Regions from separate parts of the Homo sapiens genome. Here region 1 is linked to region 2. The links are chromatin contacts, found by Hi-C or POLR2A ChIA-PET in ENCODE. All regions are on one chromosome and are shown on one strand. The core of a region is the stretch at or near the end of the contact, and the rest is flanking DNA. Distances in the headings are between cores, read along the strand shown.

Evidence for each region. A loop is a pair of places that touch in the nucleus more often than their neighbours do. ChIA-PET counts read pairs that join two places held with the same protein, here RNA polymerase II (POLR2A). Pooled maps may share reads with other maps.
Region 1: a loop to region 2 is called in a pooled map, with 2.7 times the contacts of the local background. The contact joins two enhancer-like sites. A Hi-C loop is called at or near these places in 3 of 168 maps with a recorded cell type or tissue (GM12878, adrenal gland and heart right ventricle), 3 of 37 single-sample maps with no recorded cell type and 4 of 50 pooled maps. POLR2A ChIA-PET finds 5 or more read pairs at or near these places in 3 of 52 experiments (H1, T-cell and WTC11).

What each region holds. Positions count from the first base shown.
Region 1 is chr6:37,938,170-37,942,994 of GRCh38, reverse strand. All of the region lies in intron 2 of ZFAND3 (zinc finger AN1-type containing 3), which reads right to left. Among named protein-coding and RNA genes, the nearest start is that of ZFAND3, 120 kb to the right of the region's middle. Within about 2 kb of position 2,359, at least 2 of the 41 ENCODE cell types and tissues checked have a DNase peak (open chromatin) inside an H3K27ac peak, as active enhancers do.
Region 2 is chr6:37,838,789-37,843,487 of GRCh38, reverse strand. The region is part of intron 1 of ZFAND3 (zinc finger AN1-type containing 3); the gene reads right to left. Among named protein-coding and RNA genes, the nearest start is that of ZFAND3, 21 kb to the right of the region's middle. Within about 2 kb of position 3,112, at least 2 of the 41 ENCODE cell types and tissues checked have a DNase peak (open chromatin) inside an H3K27ac peak, as active enhancers do.

The DNA of each region.
Region 1 (4,825 bases), core at 1,110-3,609, 100 kb before region 2:
TTGTCTAAACCTGTCACCAAGTCTTTCTACGTCTAGCTTTCCCTTGGATGTCTTTATTTCAAAGTTTTTGATACAGTCCCACTTTTTCTTCAAAGTAAGTTTTATGTTTTCCTTATTCCAATGATGAATTACAGTTTATCTGCTATATCAGCTAAAAAGAGAACTCTATTTTTAGGGTAGATGCAAATACAATAACAGAAGTAACTGATGAAGTGTCTCTCTATGACGTGAATTAGTAAACTATTAGCCTATGGTCTATTCAGAAACATCTGTGCTATAAATATTTGGTGAAAGTGCAGCTAAACTTCCAAATAGCCTTAAGTCATTGATGGCTCAAAATTCAATTATCTGAAAATAATATTCCCACAAGATTGTAGAAGCTTACATTCACCTTCATAATTTTTAAGTATCTCTGGGGGAAGGAGTGTCACCACTAAATTGAAAACTTGGCTTGATATATTATAAAAATAAAAAGAGGCTGACATATCTATTGGTTTCATATACCCTCACCTTCCTAAACATGAACAAATTCAAAATTCAGCAGCAGCCATTGGTTCAATATTCATAAATTTACAGAATTTTGCTAACATGTCTCAAATGATCATGAAGGAAAAAAGTACATTTTTAATGACAAACTTTTAAATTTATTTAGTTACCTTAAGAAACTTGTAAAACCACATTTTATGGAGGTAAACTTTACCCTTCTTTTCAAAGAAAAAAAAATATATATATATGATCTTTTATAATGGCTCTTCTTTGTGAGTCAAAGGGTTAAAACCATCTCTTTTATTCCCAAATGAGTATCAGCACCATTCAGAGGTGCCATGTTTTATTTAAAACATACTCTTACTCAGTAACCACTTTGTTCTAATTGGCAAGGCAAAGCCAGGTCCCTAAAGCACACAGCCCATTACATTCAGTTTGGATTAAAAAACACAGGATGAAACAAACGGCATCGAAATGTACAAATTAACAGCTCAGGAGTATGGGACAGAGAGGTGGAATTAGATTGTAATATGGAACAAAACCCACAGGGAAGCTGGGGAACAAATCACTAGTGTCTCTATAAACTATACAAGGTTTCCAAATGAGCAAATACACAAAGCAAAGGACAGGCTTTTCCATAACTCAACCAAACTGATAAATATGGATACAACAAAACAGGAGTTTTTTTCCATACTATTATTATGCACACATGTATGAGAGAACGGGAGTACCAACTGGAAGGTTTAACAAATGAAATCTGCAGGTTGCACAGTCTAAATACGAAATTCATCTTTGCTTTCACACTGACAATGTGCAAACAGCCTTGCAATTAAATCACACTTCCAAACATTTTCAAAAAAATTCTTCTGAGAAGCTAAACACAGGAGACTAAATAGAAATGGTGCTTCACTACGCAGCACAGAGAGCAAGGTTAATGAGCTAAAAGTCATATGAACAAGAACAAGAAAGATGTTAAGAAATGAAGATCTCACCACCAAAACAGAAAATGTGTTAGACAAAAACACTCCCCCCACCACATATGCACACCTTTTCCTAAATTAGCTACTCTTGTGAAGCTTTCAGCACTGTTTCTCTGATTATGAGGGGATCTAGAGGCAAACTACAACTGAACTAAAAGAAAAGAGCAGAAGAAAAGAGAATACTCCTACACACAAATGCAAAACAATGTTACTGTTACATCCTCACAGTACAATCCCGACTAATCTATTTAGCTTTGGTTTTCACAGTACAATTCCATCTAAGTCTACTACTTTCATCCTAATAACATCAAACAGTGGAGATTAGATCCAAGTCTAAACTTCCATTGATCAAATCTCAGTTCTTTAAAATTTATTTAATCTTGGGAACATGAGTTAACCCATTTGAGTCAGTTTCCTTATCTGTAAAATGGAGCTATAAAATCACCAACATTGTAAGAATCAAATGTGATAATATTGTATTAAAGGACTTCATAATATAAAAGGGCTGCAGCAATCTTAGTTACAATTGCAATTATTTCATTTCAGGATTTTACTGCCTTTAAAAACAAAAACAAACAAAAACCCATGTAATTGTCTATGCCTTTCCTCTCTTTTTTCACAAAAACTAATTCTTGTTCCACTACTAAAATATCTGTCTTTCAGCATTCTCCATTTAAGATTATGTGTCATTTTTCTTTTTCTTCAAGCCGGAAGTCTTAAGGTATTTTTTCTTCTCTCTCCCCAATATTTAGTTTAAAAGTAAATTAAGAAATGTAAAACAACCTTTGATAATAGTTAAAATTGTCACTCTCTCTTTCTTGCTCCTGCTTTTGCCATGTGATATGCAAGTTCTTGCTTGGCCTTCTGCCATCACTGGGAACTTCCAGAGACCTCCCCAGAAGCAGATGCCAGTACTATGCTTCCTGTACAGCCTGCAGAACTGTGAGCCAATCAAACCTCTTTTCTTTATAAATTAAAAAAAAAATAGTTAAGACTGTTAACATACAGTTAGATCTACTTTACACTGCAAGAACCAGCTAAGCACTGAAGCTTTTAAAGGGTATAAAATTTTATAGCATGAAAGATGATATTTTAGTCATACATTAATGGCCCAAAAATAATGTCCCATCTTTTTACTCATCATCCCTACTGTGGACTAAGAATTAAGTACAAGTGGGTATTATATCCAGGAAAAATGTCAAAAAGCAACCTCATCATAATCTTCTAATTCACACACAAAGGCAACAGCCAGAACAAGAATTACGCTAAGTATCTGAAACTTGGTGGAGCCAAAGCCTCTGAAGCACAAAACAGTCCCGTGCTTTTCTGAGTCTATCTGAAAGTTATCCATATTCCTGACAAGTCTAAAAGGGAGCCCATAAACCTAAGCCTGGTCATTCTGATACAGTAGCCTGTATTAGTCTACTGAGGATATGAAACATAGGGAATATTACCAATTAACTCCCCACACTGCCCGCCTCCCCACCCCGAGACAGAGCCTTGCTCTGTCGCCCAGGCTGGAGTGCAGTGGCACAATCTCAGCTCACTGCAACCTCCACCTCACAGGTTTAAGTGATTCTCCTGCCTCAGTTTCCGGAGTAGCTGGGATTACAGGCGTGCACCACCACTCCCAGCTAATTTTTATATTTTTAGTAGAGATGGGGTTTCACCATGTTGGCCAGGCTGGTCTCAAACTCCTGACCTCGTGATCCGCCCGCCTAAGCCTCCCGAAGTGTTGGGATTACAGGTGTGAGCCACCGTTCCTGGCCTTAACTCTTATACTACTTTTCATGTCACAGAGGGTCGTCTAATTACATGAAAAGAGGCCAACTGTATCCAACCCAAACAGTTCTCTAAACTAGAAGTCTCCAAGCTTTGATAAAGGTGTACCATCAGCATAAAATTTGAGTGCACATCTCTTCCATTTCTGTTTTAAAAGTAGTTACATATTCCCGTAGTGGACTGAATGATGCACCCTGTCCCTGTCCCCACCTCCCAAAATATGTCCACCCAGAATCTGTGAATGTGATAATTTTGGGAAAAAAAGCTTCTGCAGATGTAATTAAGTTAAGGATTTCCAGATGAGATAATCCGGGATAAGACTGAGCCAATGACAACTGTCCTTAGAGGAGACAGAAGAGGGAAAGATAGAGACTCACAGGGGAGAAGGCCATGTGGATGAAGCAGAGACTAGAATGATATGTCTATGAGCAAAGGAATGCCAAGAACTATTGACAAGCCAGAAACAAGCAGCAGCATGGAATGAATTCTCCCTCAAAGGTTCTAGAGGAAACCAACCCTGCCATTACCTTGGTTTTAGACTTCTGGCCTCCAGAACTGTGAGAGAATAAACTTCTGTTGTTTTAAACCACCAAGTGTATGGCAATTTGTTGTGGCAACCCTAGGAAACTAATACAGATACCAATGAGATTATGTATACAGGACAAAAATAAACACAAGTAGGAATTCTAACATTTTCTCTCTATGCCACAATGGATAATCCTGTCTACCACAAAGAGACTACAGCTTTAGACCAACAAGAGGGAAGAAATAAAGCCAAGTGACAGACTAAACTATCTTAAAAGACCTAGTAACTACTAAATTTCTTCCATTTTCCCTATCATACTCTAACACATGGTCACAATTTTCCCACTTGAGGCCTGAAAGAAGCCACCTCTCAGCTATTTCACAGCACTGAGCACTGTTTCCCGTTAGAAATGCAACAATTATTTTTGACATAATTTCCATAACATCATCATCATCATCATCTTTAACACACTGCTTCATGTATCTTGACTAGCATAATAATTAACCACACAATTTAAGAATGCTTATTAGTAAGACATCAAACTGCTATAGACTAAGAGATTAGAAAAGGCTGCCACAGTCCAGCACTGCTAATCCGTTAAGGAACTGTTGCCCGAGTCTTGCTTGCATTTCAGAGTAAGGGAGGCTACACCATAAAGAACAGAGTTTCCTACAGAAACATTCTTTTAACATAGTCAAGCAAGTGCTGAAAAAAAGAGAGAGAGAAAACACAGGATTGCAACTGTGGTATAAAAATGGCCACTGAAAACAAATGTCCCTCTACAGGGGACTAGATAAATAAATTAGGGCACATTATAATGAAGGTGACCAATTAATGTATCAAACAAATTGGTACACTTACAATAGTACCAGTTTGGTACAAAGAGGTACTATTAGTATTTTCACTGGCACAAAATGCATAAACGGAGATTGTTCTAGGTAAATCTAGACATTAATTATAATGGAATATTATAGTTAAAATGAACAAGAGCAACGTGTCAACATGATTAGTTTCTAAAAGCATTATTTAAAAGAATACAGGTTGTAGACTA
Region 2 (4,699 bases), core at 1,863-4,362:
TGAGACGGAGTCTCACTCTGTCACCCAGGCTGGAGTGCAGTGGCACGATCTCGGTTCTCTGCAAGCTCCGCCTCCCGGGTTCAAGCCATTCTCCCGCCTCAGCCTCCCAAGTAGCTGGGACTACAGGTGCCCGCCACCACACCCAGCTAATTTTTTTGTATTTTTTAGTAGAGATGGGGTTTCACCGTGTTAGCCAGGATGGTCTCAATCTCCTTACCTCGTGATCCACCTGCCTCAGCCTCCCAAAGTGCTGGGATTACAGGCATGAGCTACCACACTCAGCCAGGAACACTTAAAGAAACAAAATCACCTGAATAGTCAAGGCACAGTGGGCTTAAGAAATTAAGATTTTTTTTTTTTTTTTTTGTGAAACAGTTTCACTCTGTTGCTCAGGCTGGAGTGCAGTGGCACAATCTCAGCTCACTGGAACCTCCGCCTCCTGGGTTCAAGCAATTCTTGTGCCTCAACCTCCTGAGCAGCTGGGATTACAGGCACACACCACCACGCCTGGCTAATTTTTGTATTTTTAGTAGACACGGGGTTTTGCTATGTTGGCCAGGCTGGTATCAAACTCCAGACCTCAAGTGACCCACCCACCTCGGCCTCCCAATGTGCTGGGATTACAGGCGTGAGCCACCACACCCAGAAAGAAATTAAGATTTAAAAGATCATCCTGTAGCAGAAATCACAACATAATGAATGAGATTATTTAACATTGGGATGCTCATAGGGCCAGGGTATCTCCCAAACTCTAAAAATAAAATTAAGGCAACTAAAAGAGCAAGGATGGAATATAAAGTTATCTAAGTAAATTCCAATCTATTCTAGTCCTTTTCTTGATGTCAAGTAAGGGTGTTTGCTGATAAGTGATTTTTATAGTACTATTATTATTATTTAAAAAGCAAATTAGGGTATATATAAACAGGAGAATAGAGAAACTGGTTGTATAGTTATACAATGAAATAATACTATATAAAGTATGCAATAATAAAGATGAACAAACTTATTCATACAACACTGATAAATATCAAAAACATTACACTGTGTCAAAGAGTATATAATGTACACAGCATATGACTCCATTTATACGACTTTCAAAACAGGCAAAACTAATCTATGATGGGGAAAAAAATCAGGACCATGGCTGCCTGATAGGGTACGAGAAACAGCAGAAGGGACCAGCCTGACTAGGAAGGGACATGAGGAACCTTTCTGGAGCGAGAGTAGCATTACATAGTATATCTCCTGGTAAAGGTTTGGGTTACAGAGTACCACAGTCTCAATGTCGGTGTCCTCCCCAAAATTCATTTGTTGGAACCGAATACCGAATGTGATAGTATAAAGAAGTGGGGCTTCTGGGAGGTAACTAAGTTATTAAGGCATCGCCCTCATCAATGGAATTAGTACCTTTATAAAAGAGGATGAAGGGAGCACCTTAGACCCTTCCGCCACATAAGGACACAGCAACAAGGTGCCGCCTATAAGGAATGGGCCCTCATCGGACACTGAATCTGCCAGTACCTTGACCTTGCCCTCCAGAACTATGAGCAATAAATTTACACTGTTTATAAATTACCCAAGTATTTTGTTATAGTAGCCCAAACTAAGACATACAGGTATGTGCATTTGTCAAAACTCACTGAATACTATGCTTGAGAGATGTATTTTTCACTGTATATAAATTGTACTTCAAAACTTAAAAACAGGCTGGGCACGGTGGCTCACGCCTGTAATCCCAGCGCTTTGGGGGGCCGAGGCTGGTGGATCACAAGGTGAGGAGATCGAGACCATCCTGGCTAACACAGTGAAACCCCGTCTCTAATAAAAATACAAAAAAATTAGCCGGGCATGGTGGCAGGCCCTGTAGCCCCAGCTACTCGGGAGGCTGAGGCAGGGGAATGGCGTGAACCCGGGAGGCAGAGCTTGCAGTGAGCCAAGTTCGCGCCACCGCACTCCAGCCTGGGCAACAGAGCCAGGCTCCATCTCAAAAACAAAACAAAACAAAACAAAAACTTAAAAACAAATGTTAAACTCTAGTTAATGATATGCATGCTGAAGTACAGAAGGGTAAATGTATTGAGTCTACAATTTACTTGGAAAATAAAAAATAAGATTAATAGATGGATAGAAGGATGGAAAGCAAATAAAGCAAAATATTACAGAATCTAGGTAGTAAATAAATGGATGTACAATTCTTGATTTCTCATGATAAAATGTTATGGGGGAGGAGAAAATCAGACACTAGAGAAATAGTCTCTCTTTCCATAAAGTTATTACTCAAAGAACTGAAACTTATTCGGAAACCCTTCTTAAAATACCCTCTTTCATTCATTACCCTCTTTCATAACTAAAGTGAAATATTTACTCAAGATCTCTAAATTTCCTCTGTGTTGATTTTTCTATAACCCAGCAACCCATTAACTGATTACTGATTGTTTCTCAAGTATCTTGAAGTCACAAAGGGGAACTTCCAGTCTGAGACAAATGTATAACAGATTCAAGCATTATGGTTACAAAGCATATTCTAAAAAATTTTAATAAATTGGTTCCTTGCTTTATTATTAAAATAATTAATCTTCCTGTTATCTCTGTTTTTTCTAACCAAATGTTCTCTTTTCTGTTTGTTTAGCAGAACTGCCTCCCCAAAAGTCTTAAGAAACCTTCAACTTAAAAAAGAGTTTCTGGTTTTGGAAAGCAAAAGACCAGATCATTGTACAGTGAAAACTACAAAATGTTGTTGAAAGAACTGAAGACAGATAAATGAAAATATATCCCATGTTCAAGGATAGGAAGACTAAATATTGTTAATATGGAGACATTCCCCAAATTCATCTGGAGATGCAATGCAACCCCTACCAAACTCCAAGCTGGCTTTTTTGCAGAAGCTGACAAGCTGATCAAGCTGACAAGCTGACAAGCTGATGAAATTCATATGTAATTTCAAAGGACCCAAAACAGCCAAAACATGCTTGATAAAGAAGAATGAAATTGTAGAAGTCACACAATTCCTGGTTTCAAAACCTATTACAAAGGAAGTACTCAAGACAGTGTGACATTGGCATAAAGACAGAAATTAATGAAATAAAATTGGCCAGGCGCGGTGGCGCATGTCTGTAATCCCAGCACTTTGGGAGCCTGAAGCAGGCGGATTGCTTGAGCTCAAGAGTTCAAGACCAGCCTGAGCAACATGGTGAAACCCCATCTCTACCAAAAATACAAAAAATTAGCCAGGCAAGGTGGTGGGTCCCTGTAGGCCCAGCTATTTTGGGGGCTGAGGCAGGAGAATCGCTTGAACCCAGAAGGCAGAGGTTGCACTGAGCCGAGATCGCGCCACTGCACTCCAGCTTGGGCAACAAGAGCGAAACTCCATCTCAAAAAAAAAAATAGATAACCAACTTAAATGTAAAATAAGAGCTAAAACTGTAAAACTATTAGAGAAAACATAGTGTAAATATTTGTGACCTTGAATTAGGTAAAGTTTTCTCAGATATACCAAAAGCACAAGCAAAAACAACAAAAAGATAAATAAGAATTCATCAAAATTAAAACTTTTGTGCTCTAAAGGACACATCCCCAAAAAACGTGAAACCACCACCTACAAAATGGGAAAAAAATTTGCAAATCCTGTATCTGATAAATAACTAGTAACCAGAATACATAAATTTTACAACTTATGGCCGGGTGCGGTGGCTCAAGCCTGTAATCCCAGCACTTTGGGAGGCGGAGGCAGGTGGATCACGAGGTCAAGAGATCGAGGTCATCCTGGCCAGCATGGTGACACCCCGTCTCTACTAAAAATACAAAAATTACCCAGGTGTAATGGCACACGCCTGTAGTCCCAGCTACTCGGGAGGCTGAGGCAGGAGAATCACTTGAACCCGGGAGGCAGAGCTTGCAGAGAGCTGAGATCGCGCCACTGCACTCCAGCCTGGCGACAGAGCGAGACTCCATCTCAAAAAAAAAAACAAAACAACAACAACAAAAAATAAAAAATAAAAAAATAACTGGCCGGGCACGGTGGCTCACGCCTGTTATCCCAGCATTTTGGGAGGCCAAGGCAGGCAGATCACTTGAGGTCAGGAGATCGAGACCATCCCAGCTAACACGGTGAAACCCCGTCTCTACTAAAAATACAAAAAATTAGCTAGGCATGGTGGCACGCGTCTGTAGTCCCAGCTACCCGGGAAGCTGAGGCAGGAGAATCGCTTGAACCTGGGAGGCGGAGGTTGCAGTGAGCTGAGATCGCGCCACTGCACTCCAGCCTGGGCGACAGAGTAAGACTCTGTCTCAAAAAAAAAAAAGAAATTTTACAACTTACAAGTAAAAAGGCATACAACTCAATTTTAAAACATGCAAAATATTTAAACAGACATTGTTCCAAAGTAGATACACAAATGGTCAATGGGCATATTTAATGATACTCAACATCATCAGTCATTAAGGAAATGCAAATCAAAACACAATGGAGATGCCACAGGGTTGGCTATAATCAAAAAGAGCAGCAATGACAAGTATTGGCAAAGATGTGAAGAAACTGGAGTCTTCATACATTGCTGGTGGGAATGTAAAATAATGTAGTTGCTCTGGAAAACAGGGTGGTAGTTTACTCAAAAGTTAAACAGAGTTACCATATCATCCCGAAATTCCCCTCCTAGGTATTCAAATAAGAGAAGTGAAAACAGGTGTTCACACAAAAACT